2 separate regions of the Homo sapiens genome follow, and region 2 is linked to region 1. Evidence: read pairs that join two places in POLR2A ChIA-PET (ENCODE). Cell type or tissue: PC-3. All regions are shown on one strand. Links, peaks and the distances in the headings refer to the core of each region. The heading gives the core; the rest is flanking DNA. Region 1 has its middle 100 kb from the start of ERVFC1. Region 2 has its middle 240 kb from the start of ERVFC1.

Region 1 (8,343 bases), core at 243-8,242:
GACCTTTTCTTCATAGCCTACAGGAAGAAGAATCTTTCACCATTCAGTTTCTCAGTTTGTTTTAGCACCCTCCAAAGCCTCCTTTTCATCCCTTTCTGTCTTCTTTTCACTCTCCACCTTGCTGGGAAGTGCCTAGTAACTTAATTCCTCTAGGAATGACAACTTTTGAGTTTAATCCTTTAGGGGACTTACATTTGAATAAGGGACAATCCCCCAACCAAAAGAAATTATTTACTCCTGATGGAACTTGGGACTTCAGCAAAAGGTCCTACAGAGTGGGGACTTGCTGCCAAACCTACCACTTGACAGTTTAGGGTTGAGAAGGCTTCTTTATTTGGTAGAGCCTTGGGACTTCAAATTCTCCCACCCCACTTTCCCATTACACTTTTTCTTAAATTCCGTTTCCTTACATATCTTTCCCATACTTTTCAGGGAAAGAAGCATTTTCCAGTGGTCACAATAAAATCTGGATTCTGCTGATGCTGGCTATTGTTCAGGCAAAAGGAGTGAAAACACATGTCACATAAGATGAGAGTCAACTCATTTTCTTCTTGGCTGGAGAATTGTTTTCCTTGTCACTTTCATGTACTCACTAATTTATATCTTCAGTAGCTATATATTCTAGGGTTTCTTTCCTTTGAAGAGTTTGATATGCTCTTATTGCTCTAATTTTTGAAATAATAATTGTCTTTTGGTAGTTACTGAAAAACTGTCTTAATATGATCTTGAAATAATGCCAAAATGGCCAGAAAAGGGCCATCATTAGGAAAGAGATTGTTCTGGGTCTAGTTTGCAGTAATGAGGACAGGACCTTAGTGGGTGAGCCTAAATTATGCTGTTTTGTTATTCAGAAGCAGTGAGCTTGAGACTGATCCACAGGAATTGTACATTCGTAAATAGAAGTAGGTTAAAGTAATTAATCCTATGTCTTGCAGCTCCAACGTTTTCTCCCTTAAGAGAAATTACCCAGGGTCCAAGGCAGCTAACAACAAGGTGTAGTGATAAAGTGCTTGAGTTCTTTCTGATTTGGGACCTGTTATTTGCTCCAATGTATGTTAGTCTGTTGTATACAAAGCATGTATTTTAAGCCAAAGAGCAAGTATAAATTTGATGTAACCTCATATCCTTCCAAGTCATAGATATGGAAAATGCTTTTAGAAACAAAAAGACACATTTTTAAAAGCAACTCACTAGAACTATTCAAGAAGCAATTAGATGCCATCCTGGGGGAGGGAAACCTTCAATAAAATGGGCAGGTAATTTCTCTTAGCACTTCTTATATTTCTATTTTCATGCTTAATGAAATGGAAGCATGAGAAGGAAGCTCTGCCCATTACTATTTTTTTCCAAGGTAACTTTGAAGTAGTTTTTGAAAATTGCAACATTATTTAAGGTCCTGGACAAATAACTGCATTTGGGAGTTGCATTAGTCCATTCTCATGCTGCTAATAAAGACATATCCAGGACTGGGTTATTTATAAAGGAAAGAAGTTTAATTGACTCACAGTTCAGCATGGCTGGGAAACTTAAAATCAGGAAACTTACAGTTATGGCAGAAAGGGACACAAACACGTTCTTCTTCACATGGCAGCAGCAAGGAGAAGTGCCAAGCAAAAGGGGGGAAAGTCCCTTATAAAACCATCAGATCTCATGAGAACTCACTCACTATCATGAGAATAGCATGAAGGTAACTGCTCCCATGATTAAATTGCCTTCCACAGTGTCCCTCCCATGACACATGGGGATTATGGGAACTATAATGCAATATGAGATTTGGGTGGGGACACAGCCAAACCACATCATTCTACCCCTGGCCCCTCCAAAATCTCATGTCCTCATATTTCAAAACACAGTCATGCCCTTCCAACAGTCCCCCAAAGTCTTAACTCATTCCAGCATTAACTCAAAAGTCCAAGTCCAAAGGCTTAATCTAAGACAAGGCAAGTCCCTTCCACCTATGAGCCTGTAAAATCAAAAGCAAGTTAGTTATGTCCTAGATACAATGGGGTTACAGACATTGGGTAAATACACCCATTCCAAATGAGAGAAATTGGGCAAAACAAAGGGGCTATAGGCCCCATGCAAGTCCGACATCCAATAGGGCAGTGATTAAAACTTAAAGTTTCAAAATTATGTCCTTTTACTCCATGTCTCACATCCAGGTCATGCTGATGCAAGAGATGGGCTCCCACAGCCTTGGGCAGCTCTGCCCCTGTGGCTTTGCAGGGTACAGCTCCCCTGCTCCCTGGCTGCTTTCATGGGCTGGCATTGAGTGTCTGTGGCTTTTCCAGATGCACAGTGCAAGGTGTCAGTGGATCTACCATTCTGGGGTCTGGAAGACAATGGCCCTCTTCTCACAGCTCCACTATGCAGTGTCCCAGTAGGGACTCTGTGTGGGGGCTCCAACCCCACATTTCCCTTCTGCACTGCCTTAGCAGAGGTTCTCCATGAAGGCTCCACCCCTGCAGCAAACTTTTGGCTGGACATCCAGGCATTTCCATACATCCTCTGAAATCTAGGCAGAGGTTCTCAAACCTCTATTCTTGACTTCTGTGCACCCACAGGCTCAACACCAAATGGAAACCACCAAGGCTTGGAGCTTGCACCCTCTGAAGCAAATGCCTGAGCTGTACGTTGGCCCCTTTTAGCCACAGCTGGAGCCGAAGCAACTGGGACACAGAGCACCATGCTATGAGGCTGCATACAGCAGGGGGCGCCCTGGGCCCAGCCCAGGAAACCATTTTTCCCTCCTAGTGCTCCAGGCCTATGATAGGAGGGGCTGCTATGAAGGTCTCTGACATCCCCTGGAGATGGTTTGCCCCATTATCTTGGTGAATAACATTTGGCTCCTCATTACTTATGCAAATTTACACAGCAGGCTTGAATTTCTCCCCAGAAAATGAGTATTTCTTTTCTATCACATCATCAGGCTGCAAATTTTCCAAACTTTTATGCTCTGCTTCCTCTTGAACACTTTGCTGCTTAGAAATTTCTTCTGTCAAATACCCTAAATCATCTCTCTCAAGTTCAAAGTTCCACAGATCTCTAGGGCAGGGGCAAAATGCTGCCAGTCTCTTTGCATAGTAAGAGTGACCTTTACTCCAGTTCCCAACAAGTCCCTCATCTTCATCTGAGATCACCTTAGCCTGGACTTCATTGTCCATATCACTATCAGCATCTTGGTCAAAGCTATTCAACAAGTCTCTAGGAAGTTCCAAACTTTCCCACATTTCCCTGTCTTCTTCTGAGCCCTCCAAATTGTTCCAACCTCTGCCTGTTACCCAATTCCAAAGTCACTTCCACATTTTCCGGTATCCTTTTAGTGGCACCCCACTCTCTGTGGTACCAATTTACTCCATTAGTCTGTTCTCAGGCTTCTATGAAGAAAAGAGGTTTAATTGACTCACAGTTCCACATGGCTGGGGAGGCCTCCAGAAATATACAGTCATGGCAGAAAGGGAAGCAAACACGTCCTTCTTCACATGATGGCAACAAGGAGAAGTGCCGAGCAAAAGGGGGAAAAGCCCCTTATAAAACCATCAGATGTCATGAGAACTCACCACTATCACAAGAACAGCATGAGGGTAAGCGCCCTCATGATTAAATTACCTCCCACTGGGTCCCTCCCGTGGCACCTGGGGATTATAGGAACTACAATTCAAGATGATATTTGGGTGGGGACACAGCCAAACCACATCAGGAGTCTTACTCTTATCATGTTAATTCTGGAACTAAGTGCTTCATCCATGTGTATGATAGAAAACACCAGAGCAAGCTTCATAGCTTCATTCACAGAACAAAAGAAAAAAAAAAAAGATGGATCCACAATCTAATGCTTTGCCAGCACAGTAGTATGCTATTTTTCTAGAGTAAATATAGAGTGCCTTTTTTGTGCCAAGCATGGTGTTAAGTGAACTCATTAAATACTATAAAATCCTCAAACATAGGAACTAAGACAATCCCATTTTAAATATGAGGCAATAAAGGCTCAAATAGGTTAAGTGATTTGCCCCAGTAGAGCTTCTCCAATGTGGTTCCAAAGCATATAGAGTCCCCTGTATTCATCCACTCCCAGTATAAGCTTCCCCTGTATATACATGCTTTTAAGGCACATAAGGAAAGACAGAGACCGGTCTACAGACATCACAATTAAGGCTCCTGGTCTGACGCTGATTAGGAAAAGCCCCAGGCAGGTGTGGAAAAGCAGAGCTGAACTAAACTGTGCCTAGAAAACACAGACAGATTCACTCACTGGTTCAGCAATAGATTGGAAACCCAGGGGTTGTTAGTTCTCCTTAAAGCTTTGTTTGAGCACAGATGTGACCCTGATCTTACTAGTGAACCATCCTGGCCTCAGTTTTCTCATCCGTGACTTAGAAATGGAGACTTCAAATACTTGGAAACATAGCCAAGTGACAGGAAATTTCCAGAGCCCAGACTCTCACACTTTAAGTATAACAACACATAGTTTTGTGTAGAGGTAAGTATGTGCTTGTGAAATAATAATATATTAGTCTTTGTCCCTGGTTCCTGGCATAAAGCTTCTAAAACTCTTGTAATTTCCCAGGTGACAGGAGCATCTTTTATTCTAATGAGGTGTCTTGGTGGGCTCCTGCATGGGGGCTGGTCACCAGAAAGACCAAGGCATGATTAGGAGCTTGGAACTTTCAACCCCACTCCCAGCCCCTTCTCCAGAGAGGGAGGGAAGAGGGGCTAGAAATTGAGTTAGTAATTGTTCATACCTACATGACAAAGCCTCCATAAAAATTCCAAAAGTATGCGGTTCTGGAGAGCTTCCAGGTTGGTGAGCAAGGACACATTAGCATGCTGGGAGGGTGGCTGCACCCCAACTCTACAGAGACAGAAGCTCCTGTGCTCAAGATCTCTCTGAACCTTGCCCTATGTATCTCTTCATCTGGCTTTCCATTTACATTCTTTACAATATCCTTTGTAATAAATAAGTAACAGTAAGTAAACTCTTTTCCTGGAGTCTGTGAACTGCTCTTGCAAATGGAACCTGAAAATGGGGTCATGCAAACCTCTGATTTTTACCAAGTCAGACAGAAGTTGTAGGTAACTTGAAAACTTACTACCTGTCATTGGTTTCTGAAGTTGGGTGAGGGAAGTCTTATGGGACTGAACCCTTAACCTGTGAGGTCTGCACTAACTCTGGTCAGTGTCAGCTTGAATTGTGGGATACCTAGCTAGTGTCAGAGAATTGCTTGCTGTGGGAGAGGCACCCACATATTTGTTCACAGAAGTGTTCTGTGTTGAGTTTTGAAAGTATAGTAAGAGAAAAAAACTGTGTTTTTTTTCTATTCAATGATCTATGCAGAAACATAGACCAAAGACCTAGAAATACTATTCCCCTTTTAGGAAAAAAAAGTAATTTACCAAGTTTTTCCTCTGCTAAAAAATGTCATTTTGATGGATATGGCTAAATAGAACATTGAAGGAATGAAAAGTTCTGTCATTTTTTGGAGTAAACTTTTAGAAGTTCCTTTGTTTCCAAATGTAGTCAAAGTAATGTGGTTTTAATAAATATGAAGCTAATAATATAGCATTATTTTGAGCTTATGAATTGTTAAGCTTATTTTTTGTAATGATTAATGATGAATCATTTTATAAAGCTTGGGTGATTCATCAACAGAGCAGCATGCCTTTAAAACAGGTGTTCTGGGAATTTCACAAACTCTGAATTACAAAGTTTTTTTATTCTCTGTAATTTGGGAATTTCCAAGTCACCTGCAAATAGGAATAGAGACAAAGTAGGAGGCATCTACTCTCAGCTCCCCACACTACTTCCATCTTCATGGGATCTTAATAAATTCAGCTATAACAAAATGTAAACTACAAGTAGAGTCCAATTTCAAAAGAGGTCTAGCAGCGTTATCTAAGAGAGATTGTGTAGCTTTTATAGCAGTATGTTTCTTTTAAGTGTTTTGTCCCTGCTGTGTTATCTTAAAGGATTTAAAAAAAAAAAAAAAAAAAAAAGACAGTAGCAAAAATGTGTCTGCTCTAGAGCTCAGATGTTTTTTAAAATGTGGACTGCTTCCCTGGAATTATTCTTTAGAAAGAAGGGTATAAACTTTAGTTTAGATAGAGAATATAAAGTGATGTGACAAAGATCAAGGAAGGGGAGAGAAGCTGATAATTGCCTGCTGGATCTCACTCCTCTGAACTCATCAAAATGGAAAGATAATGATCATGATCATACTTCAGTCTCATGATAGTTTTAGCTTACTCAAAAAGAAAAGCTAAACATAAATGATCAACAATAAAGAAATGCTTACATTATGGTACACCTACATGATAGAATCTACTGCAGCCATTATAATGAATATTTTAGAAGAATATTTAATAACAGTGAGAATGCTTATAAATGACTAAAAATAGCAGAATACACTGTAAGAAGAGTATGAAGTCAATTTAAAATATACGACCAGAAAAATGAATGGTGATGTTAACAATGTCTGGGCAGCAGTTGTATTTTGTCTTTTACACTTTTCTGTTTGTTTCAAATGTTCTTCAATGAGCATGTATTTGATTTGCTATTAGAAAACAATAACAAACACTTTTTAAAAGTCTTAAAAACTTCTGGTTATTTTCAGACAAGCAACATAACTGTTGACTTATTTTTATCATTTTCTTTTATTTTTTGAGAGACAAAAGTTACTCTGACATAAAGCCAAGAGTGATATAATTTTACTTTTTATTTTCTCTTTCTCTCTCTTTTTCTCCTCTCTCTCTACGTTTGACAAGGTATATGACCTTTATCCGTAGGAGTTCTCTAAACCCAAGCTTGAGATCCACACATTTCGCCTTATGTTTAGCTTTCCTCTGTAAAAAAAAAAAAAAAAAAAAAAAAAATTCATCTTGTTTGTAATTGTCAAATGTTGATGTTTGTGTAACCATTTATTTGTTTATTGATTTATTCACCCAACATTCTTTGATTGAGGAATACAGGCATATTAATACCACAGTGGGGGATAATTTGGAGGAAAGAAAAACTAAAGGTGGAAAACCAGTTAAGCAAGGAATCATGCAGACGTAAAACAGTGTGGGTAGTTTGAGAATGTGAAGAAAGGAACAGGGTCAAGAGATATCCTGAGAGTAGAAAGAACAGAGTTGGAGGGCTCCTGTAGCTGTGACTAATATGTACCAGATACCATGCTAATATAAGTTGTACAACAGTAAACAAAAGACACCTTCTCCTTATTCTGCAAATCTCCAACACAACCTCCCTTACTCCTCCTTGGTCTCAACTCATGGTCTTGCTTCTTATTTTCTGAGAAAACAGAAGCAATCAGAAGAGAACTACATCACAATTTCACCTCCAAGTCTACTAACTTCCCTGCATCCTCTACTATACATTCTGCCTTTCCTCCTGTTAAAAGGAAAGACCTGTCTGTTGCTTCACATGTGTTCTGAATCCCATCTCATCACCTTATCAAGGACATCGCTCTTGTAATCATCCTACTACTCTGCATAATCAAAATTTCTCCCTCTAATGGGCCATTCTAGGCAGCATACAAATATTCTGTCCTTCTCTCATCTTAAGCAAACATTCCCTTGAGCTTAACACTCACTCCAGCCACCATCCCATTTTATCTTGCTAAAAGGTCAAAATTTTTTAAGAAAAAAAAAAGAACATCAAGACAGTTATCTATGTTTGTACCTATACTTCTCTTTCGATTCTTTCCAGTGTTAAAAGAAGATCTTTAGCCAAGTTAAATTTAACAGAGTTTAATTGAGCAAAGAATCGTTCATGAATTGGACAGCCTCCTGAGCCAGAGTAGGCAGAGAGAAACTCCTGGGTAGCCACATAGTGGAAGAAGATTTTTAGACAGTAAAAGGAAAGTGACGTACAGAAAACGGAAGTGTGGTACACAAACAGCCAGATTGGTTATAGCCTGGCATTTGCCTTATTTGAACACAGTTTGAACAGTTGCCCCCCTTTGATTGGCCAAATCTCAGAGATTGGCACAAGAGTAGGTTATAATCTATTTACATCTCCATTTAAATTACAGTATGCTATGTACAATGAAACCTTTAGGCCAAACTTAGAATATGTCAGGAGGCCGATTTAGGCTAAACTTGATTTAACACTAAAAATCAATTAGCCATTTACTCAGATAATTCTACCAAAACTGTTCTTGTAATTGTCATCAGTGGCCCCCAGGTTGTAAGGCCCAAAGGCAGGGCCAGTTTCATGGTGTTCATGTAACCTACACAGTCATATAGGGCCCTATACGTACAAGAGCCTTATGCTTGGGTTAATGCTCTGTTGTTGCCATCCTGAAATTCTTAATAACTTTTGAACAAAGAGTCCCACATTTTCAT
Region 2 (8,343 bases), core at 20-8,019, 340 kb before region 1:
GCTACTGTAACGGAGACAATATGGGACTGACTTAAAGATAGACCAATAGATTAAAGGAACAGAATTGAGGGTCCAGAAATCAATCCACATGTTTATGGTCAGTTGATTTTTAACAAAGGTGCTAGAGCAATTTCAGGGGAAAGGAATAGTATTTTTGGTAAAATGATGTTGGGACAATTGTATATCCACATGCACAAGAATGAAGTTGTACTCCATGCTTACTCTATGCGCAAAAATCAACTCTAAGTGGATCATAGACCCACCTTCTTAGATAAGACACCAGAAAGAATGAGTGAGAAGTGAAAAATAAACATCTTCTCTGGAGAAATGTCTATTCAAATTCTTTGCCCATTTTAAATTCGGTTACTTGTCTTTTTATTATTGAGTTGAAAGAGTTTCTTATATATTCTGGATACAGGTTTCTTATCACATGTGTCCCCAAACCCCGGGTGCAGACTGGTACCGGTCCATGGCCTGTTAGGAACTTGACCACACAGCAGGAGGTGAGCAGTGGGTGAGCAAGCATTACCACCTGAGCTCTGCATCCTGTGAGATCAGCGGTGGCATTAGATTCTCACAGGAGCATGAACACTATTGTGAACTGCATATGTGAGGGATCTAGGTTGTGCACTCCTTATGAGACCCTAATGCCTGATGATCTGAGGTGAAACAGTTTCATCCCGGAACCATCTGGTCCCCACCCCACCACCACCCCCAACCATTTGTGGAAAAATTGTCTTGCATGAAACCAGTCCCTGGTGCCAAAAAGGTTGGGGACCACTGCCTTATCAGATATATGATTTGCAAAAATTTTCACCCATTCCATAGATTTTATTTTTACTTTCTTGGTTGTATGAATTGTATCAAAAAAGATTTTCATTTTGATAATATTCAATTTAAGTGAATTTATCTTATGTGAATTATATCTCAATAAAGCTGCTCTTAAAGATCTAGGTAAAGACAATCTCTTTATGAGTTAATATAGTGAGAAATAAATTGATCAAATGCCTACAGTGTTTTTGAGGAAACAGTATCACCAAAGTAACTACAAGGCTGGCTGGCAAAAGCCTGTAATGTTTGATGCCTGAGCAACCCTGAGGTCCCAAACATGCACCAACAAAAATGAGCTACAGGTTTTATTCATCAGTCTGGACTGAGCTTCTTTTGTTTCTTGCACATTCCCATACTTTTTAGCTTGCCTTTGTATGAAACACTTCAGTGTTTTGTATCATTTGGAGAGGTAGTATAGTGTAATGGTTCCAACAATGGTCTTCAGACCCAAACCACTTTCGTTCAAATCCCAGATCCACCTATCAATAATTGTCTGATTTGGGGCAAGTTAGTTAATCTTTCTATAGCTCAGGTTTTCCCATCTGTAAAACACAAATGCTAATAGTACCTTTCTCACAGGGTTGGTGTGAGCTTTAAACTGTTAACATAGGTACAGCTCTGATAACAGTGCCTGACATAGAGTAAGTGCTAAGCATAAATTATTAAAACTATTTCTATGTGATTGATATGGTTTGGCTGTGTCCCCACCCAAATCTCATCTTGAATTGGTCATCTATGAATGATCATAATCCCCAAGTGTCATGCTGGAATGAGTTAAGACTTTGGGAGACTGTTGGAAAGGCATGATTGTATTTTGAAATGTGAGGGCATGAGATTTTGGAGGGGTAAGGGGTGGAATTATATTGTTTGGCTGTGTTCCCACCCAAATTTCATCTTGAATTGTAGTTCCCATAATCCCCACGAGTCAAGGCGGGGAGCTGGTGGGAGGTAATTGAACCATGGAGGTGGTTACCCCATGCTGTTCTTTTGATAGTGAGTGAGTTCTCACAAGATCAAGTTTTAGAAGGGGCTTTTCCCCCTTTGCTTGGCATTTCTCTTTCCTGCTGCCATGTGTAGAAGAAGGTGTTTGCTTCCCATTCCACCATGATTGTAAGTTTCCTGAGGCTTCCCCAACCATACAGAACTGTGAGTCAACTAAACCCATTTACTTTATAAATTAACACAGTCTCAGGTATTTCCTCATAGCAGTGTGAGAACGGACTAATACAGTAGTTGTTGGTAGGGACAGTAGGAGACCTTTTAAATAACTCAGTATGTCTACCACTCAGCTCTACAGTTGGCAAAAGAAAACCTTTAATTTGCTCTCCTTCCCTCCACCTTTTCCCCAAACTTCCTCATTTCTCTGGATGGCACCATGATCTCTGCTTTCAGATAAAAAACTTGGAGTCTTCAGAGTCCCTCCAAGTCTTCTTTTTCTCTCACTTCACACATTAAATCCATCAGCAAGTCTTCTTAGCTCTACTTCTCAAATATATTCCAAATCTATCCATATTTCACTACATCTACCAACACTATCCTGGTAAAAGCCATCATAATTTTTCTTGTTGTCTGCCACAGGAGACTCCTAACTGCTCTTTCAAATTGTACTCTTGCAACACTAGGGTCCATTCTCCACAGATGCCAGAGTGTTACTTTTAAAGGCTAAATAAAATAATATTGCTCCCTTGATTAAAACTTCCTATGGCTTTTCACCGTACTTGGATTATAATCCAAACCATTACTATGGCCTACAAGAGACTTTATGATAGCTGGTTTCCAAAGATTGCAACAATCAATCAAGAGCTAGAGTCTATTTCCCTCTGCTTGAAATTGAGTTCGCCCTGTAAATTGTTTTGACTGATAAGATGCAACAGAAGTAACGTTCTGGGACTTTCAAACTTAGATCACAAGAGGTCTAGCAGATTCTGCTTCTTCCTGAGAGGAAGCCAACTTCCATGTAAGTCTGACTACCCTGAGACCACCATGCTCTGAGGAAGCTGAAAGTAGTCATGGGAATAGATAGAGGCCATGAAGAGAAGCACCTATACACCAGGGATTCTAGAGCCTTCTTTGACAATCCAGCCCAGTCCAGCCACCAGATGAACACTATCAAATGTCTTCAGCTAACACCATACAGAGCAGAAAAATTATTGAACCAGGGTCTGCCCAAATTCCTGGCTCATGAACACCTGAAGAATAATAAATTGTTATATTAAGCTATTATGTTTGTAGTAGCTACATGTGCAGCCATACATAATGGAAACATCCCTCATGATGCCTTTCCCCTATACTCCAGACTCATTTAAGTTCTCTGTGTTCTACTAAGTTCTCTGTGTTCTACTAAGTTGTCTGTATTCTAACCAGGCTTACTCTCTTTTTCTTCTTCTAATATGAAAACCTTGTTCCTGCTTCATGGCCCTTAAAGTCACTGTTCCCTTTGTCTAGAATTCTCTTTCCTCAGTTATGAGCATACTTCATGTCTTCTCATCATGATATCATAGTTCAATTATCACCTCCTCCAATAGGCCTTTCTTACCCACATTACCTGGAGAAGCTCCATACCCCCACTGTGATAATTCTATCATGCTTCTTCATTTTATTTTTTAGTATTAACATTATCTGAACTTGTTTTGACTATTTACTTATTTTTTCTTGTCTCTTTTTTTTCCTGAGGACAAAATCTTTATTTTGTTCACTGCTGTAAAATTAAAACTGTGAACAGTGTCTGGTATAGAGTAAGTGCTAAATATAGATTGGATTAATGAATTAATTAATAAAGATGAAAGGGTATTGTTACATTCCAGTAGACCAAAAGTAGAAGCTATTGGTTACTGTGGTGGATATTCTCAATTTTCCTTGCCTATTCCTCTCTCTACCATTTTCACCTTTTTCTGTGCCCCAGGAAGTTGGCTTTATGTGTGGGTCAACAGGCTTTCTTGGTTTTGGTTGGTTTTAGCCAATGGGAGGCACCAATAAGGGATTAGAGGGTCAGAGGAGAAAGAGGTCAGGGTATTTATTATAATAACTTCCTCCCAAAGAGTTAACTGGCAGCTACACCCCTCTTCCAAATATTACAGCTCGCAGCAGATGGCCTTCTCTTATTGTAGCTTTTGTTCTTTCCTTTTTATCAGTTGTTATAAATATGGCTTCCAGAGTCCAGTTGGGGTTTCAGAGGATCATTTGGTTGGTAGCTTATAGGATGGAGGGAGGCCAGGGAATGATTACCTCTCCAGGATCTGGTAATATTTCCCTTCTCCTATCCAGTTAGGCCATGGGTTGATAAAAGCTGCTCTCTGTCATTAGCCCTGAGTGCTTCACCGCTTTTTGTTGCTTTCCCTTAATGCTGCCCAGACATTTAAAAATAGCCTTTTTATTTAAAATCTCTTCAAACACCTTCTATAAGTGTACTATTATTACTGCTTTCTTAGTCTATGTGGGCTACTATAACAAAGTCCCACAAACTTGGAGGCTTAAAAACAACAGAAGTTTTTTTCTCAGGGTTCTGGAAGCTAAAAAATCCAAGGTCAAGTCACCAGCAGTTTCAATGTCAGGTAAAGACCTGCTTTCTCATAATGGAATCTTCCTACTCTGTCCTCACAAGGTGGAAGGGGCTACCTAGCCCTTGGCAGTCTTTTTTTTTTTTTTTTTTTTTTGAGACAGAGTCTTGCTGTGTCACCCAGGCTGGAGTACAATGGCGTGATCTTGGCTCACTGCAACCTCTGCCTCCTGGGTTCAAGCCATTCTCCTGCCTCAGCCTCCTGAGTAGCTGGGATTACAGGTGCCCGCCACCACACCCAAATAATTTTTTTTGTATTTTTAGTAGAGACAGGGTTTCACCATGTTGGTCAGGCTGGTCTCAATGGTCTTGAACTCCTGACCTCAGGTGATCCACCAGCCTTGGCCTCCCAAAGTGCTGGGATTACAGGTGTGAGCCACCGCACCCAGCCGGCAGTCTTTTTTTTAAGGGCACTAATCTCAATCATGAGAGCTCTGCCCTCATGATCTAATAACCTCCCAGAGGCCCCGCCATGTAATACTATCACCTTGTGGATTAGAATTTCAATATATTAATTTTGAAGGTTGCAAACATTCAGACCATAGCACCTGCCAAGACCCTAACAGTTACTTTCTAGTTCTGAACAATAGATCCTTACATGTAGCTGTTTTAATTGATTTATAGTAATAATTTTTATAAATATGCTGTTATATATTTTTATTTTAGTTGGTCCACATACTTATTAATCTATGCCTAGATAGTTGAAAGATGGGTAGACATATTATTGCTTTATTTTGAAATAGTTCTTTTGGGAAATTATGAGCCTATCAATACATACATATACCTATGCATTTACATACCCACATATAACATACCTGTTTCGGCTTTCAGAATTGCTTCTGCTGAGGCAAACTTATCTTACTTTGCAGATTTTGTTTTCACCACCTCCAAATACTCTAGCAATGGAAACCCACTCCAGAACCGTTCAGCTCTTCTTTTACTAATATGACTCATATTGCCTCTGAAGAGAGTATCATCAAGGACAGGGTGTAGAAGTAGGAGAATTTAGTGTATGGTAATGCATAAAAAGAAGTCAGTAAACAACCAAGATTGGTGCTGCCAGCACTGCATAGAGCAAATATGGATGTGAAGAAGGATTATTTGTCTTGTTTGGCTAGGTCTACACCAATATAATGAGAATATTTGTTGGTAAAAATGTTAGCAGCTTTGTATAGGCATTGGCAAGATTATCACTTTTGTGAGTCTAGCTGCAAGTATGTGGCAATTGCAAATTAATTTAAATGCAAAAATAATTTCCCTAGAAGTTAGAGGAAAAAATATGAGAGTGCTGACCTGAAGTAGAATTTATCTTTAATTTTAAGTCAAATTTTAAAAATTATTTTCACGGAACACTCATGAATCTTTAAATTAGAGAAACACAAAGTTTTATAGCTTGGAGAGTTCTAATGTCCTTTGTCTAAACTCTTCACTTTACAAAAAAGAAATCAAGGTCTGAAGTGGTTGCTTATAGTCAAAACTGGGACCATAATTCCTTGTGTCTTTGTTTTCCAGCTTTTGTTCTTTCCTTTTTATCAATTGTTATAAATATGGCTTCCAGAGTCCAGGTGGGGTTTCAGAGGATCATTTGGTTGGTAGCTTATAGGACGGAGGGACGCCAGGGAATGACTCTTCCCCTATTTACTTCAATAAGAGCATATCTGTCTTTATTGGTTATATAAGTTTCCATGTAAGATTTTGCTTGGAAAACTTTCCTTGTGTTAAAAAAGAGAGAGATTTGAAAAGCACCATTCTATGTCATGCTATTAACCTAGGGGAAAACTAGCTGAAGAGATTTGCAAAAAAAAAAAAAAAAATTGCATTGATTTGATTGAATCTGGTGATACACAAATAAATGTTTAAAAATTGGCTTTCTCAGGTAGCAAAGAAAGTTCTGATTTGTAGCATTTGCCAATTTCCATCTCACCATGACTGATTTCAGCTACCAACATGATGTCAACCAGCTTGCAAAATTACTGAAAATTTAACAATTGGCTTTTACAAGCCATTGCTAGCTCCAACACAGCACGGATTTGAATTCCTTCTATGTGTAATTACTCACATGATTTTTCTGATTTTTATTCTTGTACTTCCATAAGCGACTGAGAATTTTTTTCATTATGCTAATAAATAAAAGACAATGACTTAGTTTGCAGGCTTTGGAGAGTATTCTTCTTCACGTTGATTTTTTATGGATTATTTTGTTTGTTTGTTTATTCATTTGGGGGTTGGGAATTGGATTTTGTCACAGGCAAACATGTATACTCTCTAAGCTAAAAAGTAGTATATCTAAAATGGAATGCTAATGAAACCACCATAGATGAAAATCAGTGGCCATTCTGAAAGTGGATCAAAATGTTTACACATATATAGATCTTTCTATAAACCAACAGCATTTACTTTTATATGTGCAGAGGTTCTATATTATCAAACATGAGGAAAAGTATCTTTGGGTGGGTTGCTCTTCTTGCTTCATCTCCCTAGGAAGCCGTTTAATTACATCCCATTATTCTCTTTGACCCCAGTAGGTGTTCCATGCTCAGATTGGCTTTTTTTTTCATGCAATGACCCTTCCACATATCTCTCATACTGTTCTACCTCCTGCTGCTCTTGAAACACAGAGATAGACAAAAATTTCCACATTAAAAGAGAAAGGTTTCGAGGGATAAGAAAAAGAAAATCAAAGAAGAAATAATTGTCCACATATTTATGTCGAGGTACTTTCAATGTATATGGCCTCTTCCTTGTTCTTTCTCATACCATGACATCCACATCTCTACCTTATATTGTGTACAATTTAATCCAATTGCATTTATCAAAATTGTTCCAGTTAATGTTTCAACTCTTCTGTGCCATATATTTGACTTCTGTGATTAAAAGCTCAGTGACAGAAAAGACATATATATTTTCTTTTACTTTCACAAATTTTTTTTCAGAAAACAGAAAGCACGTAATGATAGCAATAAGCTGTCATGTTCACAAAGGTCTGTCTGCTTTCTTCCAATCTCTCTGTGTAGGCTGGTGAGGAGAATGAAACAAGGGTAAGAATCTCCAAACCAGTCTATAGATTTATTCCATCTTCTGAAGAACTTTTACGCTCAAATTGACTGAAAATGGATCTTTCAGTAAGAAGAGATGTCTTGTGGTGTATTTTTATCAGTTGAAAATCACTTTGATTACTTTAAAATATAGTCAAGCCATATGCAAAAACCTAAGCAGACATAATTTCATAGTTAATTGGGTTTATTAATTATCTGTCACTACCTTATGATAGAGACATAGCAATAGCTCTAATATTGATGATGTTAGTTCACAGCAATCCTGCTGCCATGAACATTTTATAATAAATTCCAATCAACCCATGCTCCTTCATCTTAATTACCAATAAATGCCTTCAATTGGTGATAGTCCTTTGATTCCCACACTCATTGCTACATCATTTATTCTCTATCTTTGATCAGCATTACAGACTTTACTGATTTGGGGGAAGATGCTGACTTTTTCTATTTCAAACCATGTTATCTAGTTTGATTCTATTGTTCCTTTTGTTAAGAAAGTTGGCGCTATGATGACAGAACAGGAACTAGGATCAGTAGTCACAGTTGGATTTCAGGCTGAAAAAGTAAGTAAACTATGACATTACAGGGTTTTCTAATTTCAATTAATCACAGATATATCGACATTTGCTTCATTTATAAGGTAAAAGAATATTTTCAATACCTGGTCTGAATTTTCATCCAGAGATCTGAGATTCAAGCTGTGTTCTTTCTGCCTCTTTCATCATTGCCAGTAATAAAGATTCTGCAATGAGAACTTAGCTGACAATTTGGTTGATGATGCCTGAACCCCAACAGAAAGCACTTTGGCTCTTCCTGAGTGGTCTCAGTGCTGAATTCTTAATAGGATCAAAGGCCTGAGTCCATCAGAAAATTAAGATATGATTCAAAGATGCTTACAGG

What was found. ChIA-PET counts read pairs that join two places held together with the same protein. Peaks named below come from ENCODE experiments on the same cell type or tissue, not always from the same donor. Only the 100,000 strongest peaks of a DNase experiment are listed, where the experiment ranks them.
Region 2: POLR2A ChIA-PET joins it to region 1 with 5 read pairs; 2 of 35 experiments call an interaction of 5 or more read pairs at or near these places.

What each region holds. Positions count from the first base shown.
Region 1 is chrX:97,737,562-97,745,904 of GRCh38, reverse strand. No RefSeq gene overlaps it. Among named protein-coding and RNA genes, the nearest start is that of ERVFC1, 100 kb to the left of the region's middle. In PC-3, for the core only: no CTCF peak of the experiment used is centred there; DNase peaks (open chromatin) are centred at 4,784 and 5,684; H3K4me3 peaks cover 714 bases; H3K27ac peaks cover 2,313 bases.
Region 2 is chrX:98,079,702-98,088,044 of GRCh38, reverse strand. No RefSeq gene overlaps it. Among named protein-coding and RNA genes, the nearest start is that of ERVFC1, 240 kb to the right of the region's middle. In PC-3, for the core only: no CTCF peak of the experiment used is centred there; no DNase peak of the experiment used is centred there.